Regions from separate parts of the Homo sapiens genome. Here region 2 is linked to region 1. Evidence: read pairs that join two places in POLR2A ChIA-PET (ENCODE). Cell type or tissue: CD4-positive, alpha-beta T cell. All regions are shown on one strand.

Region 1 (8,000 bases):
CCTGAGTCAATGGATTATGGTGTGTTATTGCATGGCACTCTGAATTTCAGAGTAGTTCATACCTGCCTTGTGTCTAGCCTTTTGCTGTTAGCCTGAGACCTCTACTTATTTGCAGAGTAAGGATTATTAAATGCTACATATTCTTTGCATCCAATTAGATGTGCCATTGGCTAGCACTTCATGGCATAGAGAATACTGGGCTTTCATGAATCTGAATTTGCTGGATAACTTGGTGGTGGTGGAGATGGTAAACCACTGGTAATTGGTCTTCTATACTCATCCTTCAAGGTACCAGATTTTCCTGTCTGATTGGTGAAGGAAGCCTGAGGCACAGAGGTGGTAGGACTAGAACTCTGAATAAAAAGCACAGCTGAACCTGAGGACTTGAGGCAGGAGACCAGAGTATTTAAGAACAGGTGTGGCCAGGCATGGTGGCTCATGCCTGTAATCCCAGCACTTTGGGATGCTGAGGTGGGTGGATCACCTGAGGCTGGGGGTTCGAGACCAGCCTGACCAACATGGAGAAACCCCATCTCTATTAACAATACAAAATTAGCCAGGCGTGGTGCACATGCCTGTAATCCCAGCTACTCACGAGGCTGAGGCAGGAGAATCGCTTGAACCTGGGAGGCAGAGGTTGCAGTGAGGTGAGGCGAGATCGTGCCATTGCACTCCAGCCTGGGCAAAAAGAGCGAAACCCCTTCTCAAAAAAAAACAGGTGCTTCACCCCTCATACACAGAATGACCCTGGCCAAGTCACCTGACCTCACTAAGACTCAGTTTCCTTATATGTAAAATGAGGATGTTCATTAACTCATTCAACAAATATTTATTGAGCGTATACTGTTCTGGGAGATGAATACAGATACAGTCCCTGCCTTCCTGAGCTTGCAGTCTAGTGGGTCTAGATTACAGCAATTTATTTGAGAGGCACAATAAATAATAAATATATAGTAGAAAGTCAAGTAGGGTAAGTGCTATGAAGCAAATTAAAGCAGGATAAGGGTGTTTGAGTGGAGGGTGTTTTAGATGGTATAGTCAGGTGGTTTTCAAGGGGTTTTATGATGTTTCAAATGGACAATTTACATAACGTGCTCAGCTCAGTGCTAACAACAATTGCATGCTTAACAAATATATTATTATATTTGCCAGTTCCACACCTCTCAGTCCACATTTTAGTCTCTGAATAGTAATAATAATTAACACACATAGATCTTACTATGAGCTAGGCACTGCTCTAAGTCCTTTACATATTTTAACTCATTTAATTCTGTTTTCCTTTTTCTTTTTTTTGAGATGGAGTCTTGCTCTTGTCACCCAACCTGGAGTTCAATGGCATGATCTCGGCTCTCTGCAACCTCCACCTCCTGGGTTCAAGTGATTCTCCTGCCTCAACCTCCGAGAATAACTGAGATTACAGGTGCCTGCCACCAGGCCCAGCTAAGTTTTGTATTTTTAGTAGAGATGGGGTTTCACCATTTGGCCAGGCTGGTCTCGAACTCCTGACCTCAGGTGATCCGCCTGCCTCAGCCTCCCAAAGTTCTGGGATTACAGGCATGAGCCACCATGCCTGGCCTAATTCTTACAGTAACTCTGTGAGGTGGGAACTATTATTATCCTTCTCCCTCCCCCAACCCTCGTTTTTGTTTTTAGGGATGGAGTCTTGCTCTGTTGCCCAAGCTGGAGTGGAATGGCATGATCCTAGCTCACTGTGGCCTTGAACTCCTGTGCTTGAGCAATCCTCCCACCTCAGCCTCCCACTATAGGTGGGAGTCCCAGCTACTTGGACATATTATCCCCTTTTATGGTGTTGAAAAATGAGGCACAGCCGGGCGCGGTGGCTCAAGCCTGTAATCCCAGCACTTTGGGAGGCCGAGAAGGGCGGATCACGAGGTCAGGAGATCGAGACTAACACGGTGAAACCCCGTCTCTACTAAAAATACAAAAATTAGCTGGGCGTGGTGGTACACGCCTGTAGTCCCAGCTACTCGGGAGGCTGAGGCAGGAGAATCGCTTGAACCCGGGAGGCAGAGGTTGCAGTGAGCCGAGATTCCGGCACCGCACTCCAGCCTGGTGACAGAGCGAGACTCCGTCTCAAATAAATAAATAAATAAATAAAAGAAAAATGAAAATCAAACCATTAGAAAAGGCTGGAGACTAAGAATTGAACCCAGGCAATCTGTTTCCAGAGGCTGTGCTGGGATCGTGAAGGGGCTGTGATTAGATATCAGGAATGTCTAGCTGGCATCTACAGACTCTGCTGTCAGATGGCCTGGCTTCTTATCCTGTCAGTTTTAAGTCTCTCTGCTTCAGTTTCCTCATCTCTAAAATAGAACACCAGATCCTATCTTACCTTCTAGGTATCATGCTTAAAACAAAAGCCTTCTTTCTGCACTGTGGGTCCGAAGCCTGTTCACAGACCAGCCTAGCAGGGAGTAGGAAGGGTCAAGGGGTCTCTGACACTTCTGGAAGGAAATAAAGACACACTAAGCAATTGTCAGAGCAACCCTCAGTTCATCTGGAGACCAGACCTCGGAAGCTAGGTCTTTATAATGTTGAGATTGCCAGGGGGGAATTAGGAGATCCTTAAATGCAGAAGACAGGTTCAATCTTGGCGTGGTCTCAACACTTAGCTTCCATTTCAGGCCTTACACAGCTGGCACGAGAGGTAAAGTCTCATCGAATGTCAGGGTTGGAAGGGCGCCTAGAGACAGTCAAACTAGTGGATGGGGAAACTGAGGTACAGAGAAGCTGAGTGACTTACCCGAGGTCACTAAGCGTTTAGGGGGAGTCAGTTGGGGTAGCCTGGCTACAACCTCTACGCGAGTTACTTCCCTGAGGCTTCCAAATCTCGGCCTCTTACTTGGAAGGAGGAAAGGGCCTCACCGTCCAGGGCTCTAGCTGCCTCATGCCCCACGTGGGTGCTGCGGGATCCCGGAACACCCCGGCTCCAGACCGGGTTCGACTTGCGCGTGCGCACACGCGGCCAGCCCCTTGCCTTTTCCTCTCTCTTTTTCGTTCCCCTCTCCTCTCCTTACCGGCCTAGGGGAGGGGGGAAACAAGGGGAGCTAGAAGTTGGCCTCAGCCAATGGGCGGACGGGCCGCGGGCCCGGCCCCCTCCTTCCCTCCGGCGCGGCCCAATAGAAATTTACTACAATGTTGTGGCGAACTGAGGGGGAGGGGCGCGGGCCGGCGGGCGGGCTGCGGGCCGGGCTGGCCTCGCCTCGCAGAGGGAAGGCGGGAGGGCGCGCGCCAGGGTCGCTCGCTCGCTCCCTCCCTCCGCTGGTGCGTTTAGTCAGTCAGCCAGCAGCAGCCGGCGGGCCCGCGAGCCGCAGAGGGCCCGAGCCTCGGACGCCGGCGCCTCCTCCTGCCATTGTTCGTCGGGCTGCAGCAGTGGCGGGCGCAGGAGCCCGGCCCCGGAGCCACCGGTGAGGCGAGGCGGCGGCGGCGGCGCGGGAGCCGGGGCGGTGGGCGTGGAGCTGTCCCCGTGGGGACGGTCCTGGCGGCCGCGGCGGCGCTGCAGCCTCTTTGTCTGCAACCCCCGACAGGCCCCGGGCCGGGGCGCGGGCTCTCCCGCGGAGGAGCCTCGTGTGCACGCCGAGTCGCCAGCCGGGACGCGGCCCGAGGAGCGAGGGGCGGGCCAGAGCCGCTGAGGAAAGGGGAAGGGGTTGCGTCGCGGGAGTGTTGGAAAGTTAGGCTTGAGATGTATTTTTGACGGTCCCCTCGGGTGCGTCAATCACGGTGCGGTGTGCAGGAGCCTCGGGAGGAAACCAAATGCGGAGAATCGCAGGTTTCAGACGGTGAAGGTGTTGCGTGCAGCCGCGGAGCGATTTCTTCCTGGCGAGGGAGCTGGGCTGTCTGCAGAAGTCAGGCGGAATCTGAGGACTGCAGGGAGCCCTGGCAAGACTTCGCAGGCCTTCCCGCCACCGACGCCTGCATCATTGAAAAACATGTTCCCCCTTAGTCTTCTGGGTTCCCAGCGAGCAGAGGGTTAAATCTATTCTCTCAGCGTCGTGACCTCCTTTTTCAGTTCGCGCATCTGTCGGCTTGGAAATCTTCCTCCGTGCTCGCTGGGCTGCTGTACCTGTGGAGAGGCCGGGTCTGGGCTCGCCCTCCGAGATTGACCAGCAGGCCATTATTCCTGGGGAGGTTTTGCCAAAACAGGTCATGCTCCCCAAGAACAGGCATTCTCTTGAGAAAAAGTGATCTCACGTGAAACAGATTGCTGATGGACTGGTTTCTGGCCACATGATAGCGACTGTCATCCTGTTGTTTCTTTAACTGTACCCTGTACCCTGCCATAAATGACTAGTCTGTGGAGACTTGTTTTTTGGCATGTAGTTGTTCATTAGGAGATAGTTTTTTCTTTTTCCTTTTTTTTTTTCAGATGCTTTTTTTTTTTTTTTTTTTTGTAGTCTGGGTGATTTCACAGCTGCTATTTTCTTCCCTTCTGTTTTTAGGGAAAATTGCAAGAAATGGTTGTGTCTTGTGTCTTGGATATTATTATAGTGGATTTATACTCTCTTGAGGATGTACTGTAGTCAATGCTGTTGCTCATTGTTGTTTTCTGTATTCTCAGTCCTGGCAAAAATTTTAGTTGGTTTGATCCCTTTAATCAAAAGCAGGATATATAGCCCGTATATGTTTCTTCCCGTCCCAGTTTTGTTAATGTAGCACTAACCCCTACTTTTTATGGAAACTTGATGTACTCTTCATTTTCCTTTTCTGTAAATTGAAAGTGTAATCAGTTCTTCGCCAGTTGTAAAATTTTTGGTTTGGGGTGTTATTAATATAATCCATGTAGCGTACATGCTATCTGGCGTACAGTAAGCACTCAATAAATGGCAGATTCAAAAATAGATGTAATAACTGAACACCAGATTGCCTTAGAATCAAAGTAGTTAATTCAGTGTGCTTTCTATAAGAAGCTTATAATTAAGGTAAATATAGATATTATTCATACACCTGGGGAAACAAGTACAGTATATCTTTGGCACTATTAAAAGTGAACTATGTCGGGCACGGTGGCTCACGCCTGTAATCCCAGCACTTTGGGAGGCCAAGGCGGGTGGATCACTTGAGGTCAGGAGTTCGAGACTAGCCTGGCCAGCATGGTGAAACCCCATCTGTACTAAAAATGCAAAAAAGTAGCTGGGTGTGGTGGCATGTGCCTGTAATCCCACCTACTCAGTAGGTGGAGGCAGGAGAATCGCTTGAACCTAGGAGGCGGAGGTTGCAGTGAGCCGAGATTGCACCACTGCACTTCAACCTGGGCAACAGAGCAAAACTGTCTCAAAAAAAGGTGAACTCATTGTTGAACATAAGTTCAGAATGCCAACCTTCTGATTCCTCTGTCTTCTACCAACAAAACTATACATTTTTCCTTGTATGTTTGAATTCAGGCTTAGAAATAAATGTTTTTAATCTGTAGGTTTTACCAAAATTCTCCCAACAATTTTTTTTTTTTTTAAACAGGGTCTCATTCTGTCACCCAGGCTGGAGTGCAGTGGCATGATCACGGCTCACTGCAGCCTTAAACTCCTGGGCTCAAGTGATCCTCCTGCCTCAGCCTCCCTAGTAGCTGGGACTATAGGCGTGTGCCCCCATGCTTGGCTAATGTCTTTTTATTTTTTGTAGAGACAGTCTCACTATGTTGCCTAGGGTGGTCTTGAATTCCTGGACTCAAGAGATCCTCCTCCCTGGGCCTCCCAAAGTGCTGGGATTACAGATGTGAGCCACCTCACCCGGCCTCTCCCAACATTTATTAAGTGTTTTATACCAAATGTCTTGTAAGTTCTTATGCAATATGGCTACAATCTACCTTTCCACCTTTATTCTCCTTATTTTTTGTATTGTGCAACCAAATAGAACTACTCTGTAATAACCCTTGCTTTGCCATCTCTCTCTCTGTGTGTGTGTGTGTGTGTATGTGTGTGTGTGTATTTATTTATTTATTTTGAGATGGAGTCTTACTCTGTCACACAGGCTGGAGTGCAGTGGCATGATCTCAGCTCACTGCAACCTCCACCTCCTGGATTTAAGCAATTCTCCTGGCTCAGGCTCCCAAGTAGCTGGGATTACAGGCGCTTGCCATCATGCCCACCTAACTTTTGTATTTTTAGTAGAGTTGGGGTTTCACCATGTTGGTCAGTATGGTCTCGATTTCTTGACCTCGTGATCCACCCGCCTCGGCCTTCCAAAGTGCTGGGATTACAGGCATGAGCCACCGTGCCTGGCCCTGTATACATATGTTTTTAGAGACAGGGATCTTACCTTGTTGCCCAAGCTGGAGGGCAGTGGCATGATCCTGGCTCACTGCCGCCTTGAACTCCTGGGTTCAAGTGATTCTCCCACCTGAGCCTCCTGAGCAGCTGGGACTACAGACGTGCACCACCATGCCCAGCTTTTTTTTTTCGTTTTTAAAACACGGGGTCCTGCTATTGTTTCCCAGGCTGGTCTCAAACTGCTGGTCTCAAACTCCTGAGCTCAAATGATCGTCTCACCTCTGCTTCCAAAAGTGCTGGGATTACAGACATGAGTCACTGTGCCCAGCTTAGTCTGTATTACAGACATGAGCCACCATGCCTGGTGTGTAATTGTTGGTGTGAATGATAGAGTTTGCTTACTTTTTTTTAATGTAGTAATCCAGTTTCATATTGCTAATCTGATTTCATAACTTTAGAATATCAGTGGCCATGAGAGGCTGAGTTTGGTTCTGAAATCAAGAGGAGCATAGATGTAGACCACAGTCTGTTTCCTTGTTATCTAAGAGGCAGGACAGCATAAGTGTTGCCAGTGTATTTTTGTTTTTCTTGTCTTTTCTGTCTCAGCCTCCTGAGTAGCTGGGACTACAGGCACACACCACCACACCCAGCTAAATTTTTGTATTTTTAGTAGAGACGAGGTTTCACCATGTTGGCCAGGATGGTCTCCAATCTCTTGACCTCGTGATCTGCCCACGTCCGCCTCCCAAAGTGCTGGGATTACAGGCATGAACCACCACACCCAGCCAATGGCCTGTATTTTTCTGAGTTTCATCAAGTTTGTGTTTGGTTAAATGCATATTCAGATGTGGATTCATTGCTACCTCTATATTTGAATTTTTTCTTTAATTACTTGAACATGGAATCACTTTATTTTGTGAGCTAAACAACAATAATTCCAATAACTTTTCTTATGAATAACTTTGTTTTTTTCCTCTAAATAAAGCCCCCAAAGATGGCCTCTGAATTAATCAGTTATGGGCCTTATGTATGTGAAGGATCCAAAATTATTGAAAAGTAATTGCTAGCTAGGTGCAGTGGTTTATGCTTGTAATCCCAGCACTTTGGGAGGCCGAGGCCCACGGATCACTTGAGCCTTTGAGTTTGAGACCACTGCATTCCAGCCTGGGCAACAGAGTGAAATTCTGTCTCAAAGAGAAAAAAGAAAAAGTAATTGCTTGATTGCATTTATCATAGCATTTAGTTAGAGGAGAGGAGAGGCAGATGCCAAATGTATGTTATTTTTTGTTGTTCATTTAAGTTTCTTGGTATGTCACTGGTGGCTTTTACTGTGCGTCCTTTTTAAGAGTGGGTTCATGGTGTGTTTAGTCAAATGCAATATAACTTACTCTGGAGTGCACACTGGGTTAGATTAGTATTTTGATTTACTCTGCTGCTATTTAATGAATACATAGAAAGATAAAGAAGAATGCTGTAGCAGTGAGGAGTATTCAGAACTTGGAGGTGTTAGAAAGGAGAACTTTGATATTTTATATTGAGTGCTGATCTCATTTAGAACTACCCACCTTACTGACACTTTGCTTCAAATATTGGTTTTGGGAAAATCCGATTATGATGAAAGTCTGTTTATACTTATTTTGCTGATTTTTTATTTAAATTGAATTGTATCCACTTAAAATATTTGAAAATAAATTGGCTAGCTCTTTGAACTTTGGAGAACAGCAGCCAGTATAATTCAAGGAGTAGCTTGAAGAGACTTTAATATCCCCTACCCGC
Region 2 (8,000 bases), 53 kb after region 1:
TGTATCCGTTCTCTCTCACACACACATTAACACATATTTTACTATGGTACTTCCATATTTAACATCGTCTAATGGCAGGCTTGGTGGGGTGGCTTATGCCTGTAATCCCAGCACTTTGGGAGGTTGAGGCGGGCGATCACTTTAGGTCAGGAATTTGAGACCACTGTGGCCTGTCCAACATGGTGAAATCCCGTCTCTACTAAAAATACAAAAATTAGCTGGATGTGGTGGTGCGCCTGTAGTCCCAGCTACTCAGGAGGCTGAGGCAGGAGAATTGCTTGAGCCTGGGAGGCGGAGGTTGCAGTGAGCTGAGATCATGCCACTGCACTCCAGCCTGTCAATAGAGTGAGACTCTGTCTAAAAAAAAAAAATTAGCTGGGTGTGGTGGTGCACGCTTGTAGTTCCAGCTACTTGGGAGGCTGAGGCAGGAGAATCACTTGAACCCAGGAGGCGGAGGTTGCAGTGAGCCAAGATCGTGCCACTGCACTCCAGCCTGGGCAACAGAGTGAGAGTGAGACTCTGTCTCAAATAAATAAATAAATAAATAAAATAAATAAATAAATAAAATTTTCTAATGGCTTCCTGTTTTACAGAGAATAAGGTATAAATTCTTGACCATTGCAAAAGCAGGCTTTCCCTAATCTACCCTTGCCTGGTCTCAACCCAGTCTCAACCTCCATTGTTTTCTGTCATCCTATATTTTATACTCCAGCTATAGTGAACTTTGTGCTGCTTGCCATTCGGGTGCACATGCTTTTTCTAGATGCTTATCCAGTTGATCATGCCCTCTCCTCCTTTCGTCACCTAACTTAGTCCTACTTATCCTTTAAAGCTTAGCTCAGATTGTATATCAAAGGCCTTTTCTCTGACTCTGCTCTGCTTATTCTCTGCATATATTACTATATAATTGCTTGCTTTTGCCTGATTTTTAAAATAGACTGTGTACTCTTTGAGGGTAGAAGCCACATCTTATTTTTTTGCAACCTTGGCTCTTATCTTGGTGCCTAAAATATTATATGTTCAGTGAACATTTATGATGAATTCAGTAATTATTTAATTATTGCATGGGGTTTTTTGAATTAGTGAATAGGTTTTTAAATATTGCTTGTAGTTTTGGTAAAACTTTAATTATCATCTTCCTCAAAGGAGAAAAAAGAAAAATATTTAGTTGTTTAATTATGGGGAAAAAACCTTTTTTTGATCTTGTAATTCTCATAGGCCTCCAATGAGAATTTTATTTTATTGCTTTAATGTTTTCATAGAACCTAGTAACCCAGGAAAGCATTTTATAATTTTTTTTTTAGAACTTTTTTGAAACTGATTTCCTGTTGGGGTTTAGTATAGGGTATTATTACTTAAGAGAATAAGGTGTAAGTCTGGAGACTGTATCAAAGAGAAAGAAGATGAATGAATCAGGTATAGACACAGAATGAGGTAACAGGGTTTTTGAGTCTCTTGTTTGGCTCATGATCTTTTCAACACCATTGAAACACACACAACCTCATTTTTTTTTCAGAGCACATATAAATGAAGAATGACCTGGAGGTTAGGTGGGAATGGGTAGGACTGCCTCTCTCTGGACTCAGATTCCTGGGAGCTGACCCAGAACTGAATGCCCTTAGGGATTTCAAACTCATTACCATTTGTAGTGATGCACTTCACTCTGATCTCCTTTCAGTGTTACCTTTGTTAGAGACTACACTAGAAAGGAAAATACTTGGAATAAACTTTAGCGTTTTCAAAGTTTTGTACTGCCACATGGGATGACTATTAATTCCTTTTGGCTGGCACACAATAATTTAGCAAATTATTATTTTGTAAGCCGGGCGTGGTGGCTCATGCCTGTAACCCCAGCACTGTGGGAGGCTGAGACGGGTGGATCACCTGAGGTCAGGAGTTAGAAACCAGCCTGGCCAACATGACGAAACCTCATCTCTACTAAAAATACAAAAATTAGCCAGGCATGGTGGCGGGAGCCTGTAATTCCAGCTACTTGGGAGGCTGAGGCAGGAGAATCACTTGAACTTGGGAGCCGGAGGTTGCTGAGATGAGCTGAGATCGCGCCTTTGCATTCCAGCCTGGGCAACAAGAGTGAAACTCCGTCTCAAAAAAAAAAAAAGAAAAAATTATTTTGTAATTAAGTTACAGTTAGCATATCTACATCTGAAGTATCTTAGTACCTTGGATATGTAAGTAAGCATTTTGTATTCCTTCTTGGGTATATCTAGATTCTGTTGATTTCTTTACCCTTCACCAGATGACTCGTTCACATCTTTTATTATGAGGAAAGTAGTTTCTGGCCTTTGGACTTATCAAAATCAGTCTTTCTTTTGTTCATTTATTTGTTCAACTCATATTTTTTGGTGCAACATTCTGGGCAACAGGGATGAAACAATGAACAAAACAAGCACAATCCTTTGCTCCAATGGAGTTTACATTCTAGTGGGGGTAGACAAACAATAAACCAAATCAAGTAAAAACCATATAGTATGTCATTAAAGAGTAGTTAAGTGCTACAGAGAAAAATAAAGCAGGAGAATGAAGTGCAGCTGGGCCTCCAATTTTAGGTAGGGTGACCAAGGAAAGCCTCACTGGAGGTGGTATTTGAGTAAAAACCCAAAGGAAGCAGGCCTCGTGGCATCTGGGAGGTAGGTAGTCTTCCAGGCAGAAGAAACCACAAATCCTAAGGTCCTGGCAAATAGCATGCTTACCATGTTTAATAAACAACGAGGAGACCCAGGTGGCTGGAACAGGACAGGCAATTGCAAGGACTTTGCCCTTTATTCTGAATGGCAGGAAATGTCTTTGGAGGGTTTCTGGTCAGTGGATGATCTAACTGTACTTTTAGTAGGATCATGCTACCTCCTTTACTGATAACTAACTTCAGTTTTCAGTTCAGAAGCAGGTTATAAAGATAGATTCATATGAGAACCTTTTTTTTTTTTTTTTTTTTTTTGAGACGGAGTCTCACTCTGTCGCCCAGGCTGGAGTGCAGTGGCATGATCTCTACTCACTGCAAGCTCTGCCTCCAGGGTTCAAGCGATTCTCCTGCCTCAGCCTCCTGAGTAGCTGGGACTACAGGTGCCCGCCACCACACCCGGCTAAGTTTTTGTATTTTTAGTAGAGACGGGGTTTCACCATGTTAACCAGGATGGTCTCGATTTCCTGACCTCGTGATCCACCCGCCTTGGCCTCCCAAAGTGCTGGGATTACAGGCGTGAGCCACCACGCTCGGCCCTTTTATGATTTCAGTTCTTCAGGAAAATGTGTTTGGTTCCAGGTACCTCATTTAAAAGAAAGTTACTGATACTTTGGAATCTGTTTGGGAGAGGATGTCTAGAATGATGAGGAACTGGTAAACTATTTAATGTGAGGAACAGTTTAAGGATCTGGGGATATTTAACCTTTGGTAATTTTGCTTCTGACCCATGTTAACACTATTCTGTTTTTCTCTCAAGCTGTAGTATGAATTCGACCTTCCTTTCTTTCTCCCCCTTCATTTTCAGCAGTTTTCTATTTTTTAATTTTTAATTTTCATTTCTTGAGACAAGGTTTTACTCTGTTTCCGAGGCTGGAGTGCAGTGGCATGATCACAGCTGACTGCAACCTCCACCTCCTGGGCTTAAATGATCCTCCCACCTCAGCCTTCTAAGTAGATGGGATTACAGGTGTGAGCCACTGAACCCAGCCTTTTTTTTCTTTTAAGCTCCATTCTTTAATGGGCCTTGTCTTTTTTTTTTTTTTTTTTGAGTCTTCCTCTGTCGCCCAGGCTGGAGTGCAGTGGTGTGATCTCAGCTCACTGCAACCTCTGCCTCCCCGGTTCAAGTGATTTTCATTCCTCAACCTCCTGAATAGCTGGGATTACAGGCATGCACCGCCACGCCTGGCAAATTTTTGTATTTTTAGTAGAGACAGGTTTTTACCATGTTGGCCAGACTATTGGCCATTATTTTTGTAGATATTCCTTTGCAAGGCTGTTTTTAAAACTTCGTTTTTGGCCAGGCACGGTGGCTCACGCCTGTAATCCCAGCACTTTGGGAGGCTGAGGTGGACAGATCACGAGGTCAAGAGATCGACACCATCCTGGCCAACATGGTGAAACCCTGTCTCTACTAAAAATGCAAAAATTACCTGGGTGTGGTGGCACTCCTTTAGTCCCAGCTACTCGGGAGGCTGAGGCAGGAGAATCTCTTGAACCCGGGAGGTGGAGGTTGCAGTGAGCCGAGATCACACCACTGCACTCCAGCCTAGCGATAGAGCAAGACTCCATCTCAAAACAAACAAACAAACAAACAAACAAAACTCTGTTTTTGTACATATGTCCTTATAATATCCCCACTCTTCATGACTGTCTTTAATCATTTCCTCATGTTTTTCTAAAAATTTATGATTGTATAGAGAAAATTCCACTGCCATATTTCCTCATGTTTTTCTAAAAATTTATGATTGTATAGAGAATATTCCACTGCCATATTCCCAGGGCTTAGAAAAGAACCTGACACTTAATATAAAACTGTGAAATGTATTAGGTTGATGCAAAAGTAATTGCAGTTTTTGCCGTTACTTTCAATGGCAAAAACTGCAATTATAAAACTAAATGAGGCCGGGCGCAGTGGCTCACACCTATAATCCCAGCGCTTTGGGAGGCCGAGACGGGTGGATCACCTGACGCCAGAAGTTCGAGACCAGCCTGGCCAACATGGTGAGACCCCCGTCTCTACTAAAAATACAAAATTTAGCTGTGCATGGTGGTGCGCACCTGTAATGCCAGCTACTTAGGAGGCTGAGACGTGACAATCACTTGAACCTGGGAGGCAGAAGTTACAGTGAGCTGAGATCGCACCACTGGACTCCAGCCTGGGGGATAAAGTGATACTCTGCCTCCAAAACCCCCCACCCCCCAAAAAAAAAACACAAACTAAATGAACTTCGCTTTCTAGAATTGCCTTATCCTAACAAGTTCTATATTCTTATAGAATCTTTGGACATGCAATCATGCCGTACTTTTTTTTTTTTTTTTTTAAGACAGAGTCTTGCCCTGTCACCCAAGCTGCGGTGCAGTGGCACAGTCTCAGCTCACTGCAACCTCCACCTCCTCGGTTCAAGTGATTCTTGTGCCTCAGTCTCTCCAGTAGCTGGGATTACAGGCACCCACCACCATGCCTGGTTAATTTTTGTATTTTTAATAGAGACAGGGTCTCACCATGTTGACCAGGCTAGTCTCGAACTCCTGACCTCAAGTGATCCACCTGCCTTGGCCTCCCAAAGCGTTGGGATTACAGGCATGAGCCACCACGCCCAGCCCATGTCTTACTTTTCTTTAAATGTTTTTAGAATTTATTTGTAGTAAGCTTACGTGTTTGACTGTGACCTCTTTTCTCAGCATAAAAACTGTGTGAAATTAGCCGGGCGCAGTGGCTCACGCCTGTAATCCCAGCACTTTAGGAGGCCGAGGCGGGTGGATCACGAGGTCAGGAGATCGTGACCATCCTGGCTAACACGGTGAAACCCCGTCTGTACTAAAAATACAAAAAATTGGCCGGTCGCAGTGGCTCAAGCCTGTAATCCCAGCACTTTGGTAGGCTGAGGCGGGCGGATCACGAGGTCACAAGATTGAGACCATCCTGGCTAACACGGTGAAACTCCGTCTCTACTAAAAAAATACAAAAAATTAGCCGGGCGTGGCGGTGGGCACCTGTAGTCCCAGCTACTCGGGAGGCTGAGGCAGGAGAATGGCGTGAACCTGGGAGGCAGAGCTTGCAGTGAGCCAAGATCGTGCCGCTGTACTCCAGCCTGGGCGACAGAGCGAGACTCTGTCTCAAAAAACAAACAAACAAACAAAAAACAAAACTGTGTGAAATTATTATTCTCTGCTAAAGTTTCTGATATGTTCACATCACCAAAAAATTATTGTTTACTGCTCAGAATTCAGTCCCATAGTAGAGGCTTTTCTGGGAGAGAAAACTGTCATCAAGCTTAGTCAATAATTTTATTGAATACTTTCAGCAAATAGCGGATTATTTGAAATATTCAAACTGGTACTAAATCTTGTCTCTGTGCCAGTATTATATTTTCTGGTGGCCTGTAGTATATTTTTCATACTTAACAATGGTAAGAGACAACTGCTGCATCTATTCCAATTTCCAGAGTATCTGCTAAAACAATCCATGATCCAGTTCATGTTTGTGATTCCCACTTGTATTCTTACTAGATGATATTTGATAGTTAATTTACTGTAGTTTTCTGGTTAAAGTGAAATTTACTAAAATAGTCTTATGGTATTTGAGTTTCAAAATTTTAAAGTAAATATTGTTAGATTGAGTTGGCTCTAAGAAACTAAAAATAAGAGAGTAAGGAAAGTTCCATACTCTTAACTAAAACCCCTTTGTAGCTAGAAATCTTCAGGCTTTGTTTATATTTACCTTGAAATTTTTAAGGCTAGTAAGCATTTTATGTGTGGTTCTCCTTCCTTTCAGTTACATTTTCAGGCTAAATTATTCCATTGTTTTATGTTTTCCGGGAGAGTTTATATGGATACAACACCTTATATAAATAATGGCATTAAAGACTTTTAATCTCAACTTGGAAAGAAAGAGAATAGTCATGGTGTGATTGATCTGAAGGTCACTTACCTTATAGCCTCAACTAGACACAATATAATGGAAACTTTAGGCTTATGTGGTACTTGAAGAGCTAGAAGTGATTTCATAAAATCCATGCATTGAAGTTGTCCAGTAATGTGAAGCATTAGTCTTACTCTTCCTTAGCATTTACTCTCTTTTTTTGGAGATGGAGTCTTGCTCTGTCGCCCAGGCTGAGTGCAAAGGTGCGATCTCGGCTCACTGCAGCCTCCACCTCCCAGGTTCAGACGATTCTCCTGTCTCAGCCTCCTGAGTAGCTGGGATTACAGGCGCGTGCCACTACGCCCAGCTAATTTTTGTATTTTCAGTAGAGAGAGGGTTTCACCATGTTGGCCAGGTTGGTCTTGAACTCTTGACCTCATGTGATCTGCCTGCCTTGGCCTCCCAAAGTGCTGGAATTACAGGCATGAGCCACCACACCCGGCCGCATTTAATCTTTTTTTTTTCTTTCTTTCTTTCTTTTTTTTTTTTTTTTTTTTTTTGGGACAGTGTCCCTCTGTCGCCCAGGCTGGAGTGCAGTGGCGCGATCTTGGCTCACTGCAACCTCTGCCTCCCAGGTTCAAGTGATTCTTCTGCCTCAGCCTCCCAAGTAGCTGGGATTACAAGCGCCTGCCACCATGCCTGGCTAATTTTTGTATTTTTAGTAGAGACTGGGTTTCACCATGTTGACCAGGCTCATCTTGAACTCCTGACCTCAAGTGATCCACCTGGCTTCGGCTTCTCAAAGTGCTGGGATTACAGGCATGAGCCACCGCGCCCGGTTGCATTTACTCTTTAAACAAAATTTTAACACACTTGGCTATCTGGTTTCTGAATCAATGTAGATTAGCCAATAACAGATTAGAAGAAGAGACATTGGAAGATGCTTGTTGGCAGGCCACTTTGACATCAGCAAGAAATGTGAGTTAACTCTTCAAATGAGCAAATAGGAAACCTAATAAAGGCAGATACAAAAAATAAAAAAGCACAGTATTCAGATATCTTTCTGAAAGAGCTAATCATCACTATAGACTTCAGTAGCCTATGAGGACATTAGCACTGCGTAGTAATTCAGGTTCATAATGATGACTAAATCAATAACGACTCAATTATGGTCTATAGATTTAAAAAATGAAACAAGGAAGCATATAATCCATTTCATAAAGATTTCCATCTAGAATGGCTAAAATAATACACTTTGACACTTTTTTTTCTTTTGAGACAGGGTCTCATTCTGTCACCCAGTCTGGAGTGCAGCGATCACAGCTCACTACAGTCTCGACCTCCGCGCTCAGCTGATCCTCCCACCTCAGGCTCACCACCCCATACCCACCCCTACCCTGCCCCCGTAGCTGGGACTACAGGTGCACGCTACCATGC

What was found. ChIA-PET counts read pairs that join two places held together with the same protein. Peaks named below come from ENCODE experiments on the same cell type or tissue, not always from the same donor. Only the 100,000 strongest peaks of a DNase experiment are listed, where the experiment ranks them.
Region 2: POLR2A ChIA-PET joins it to region 1 with 10 read pairs; 14 of 35 experiments call an interaction of 5 or more read pairs at or near these places.

The regions. Positions count from the first base shown.
Region 1 is chr1:28,911,341-28,919,340 of GRCh38, forward strand. EPB41 (erythrocyte membrane protein band 4.1) reads left to right here and starts at 3,229. Exons shown (of 21, transcript NM_001376013.1): 1 at 3,229-3,428. RefSeq lists a silencer at 2,994-3,653 and an enhancer at 3,874-4,033. In CD4-positive, alpha-beta T cell, no CTCF peak of the experiment used is centred here; DNase peaks (open chromatin) are centred at 3,101, 3,831 and 4,241; H3K4me3 peaks cover 4,586 bases; H3K27ac peaks cover 2,171 bases.
Region 2 is chr1:28,964,081-28,972,080 of GRCh38, forward strand. All of the region lies in intron 1 of EPB41 (erythrocyte membrane protein band 4.1), which reads left to right. Among named protein-coding and RNA genes, the nearest start is that of EPB41, 54 kb to the left of the region's middle. RefSeq lists enhancers at 1,413-1,943, 1,944-2,473. In CD4-positive, alpha-beta T cell, no CTCF peak of the experiment used is centred here; no DNase peak of the experiment used is centred here.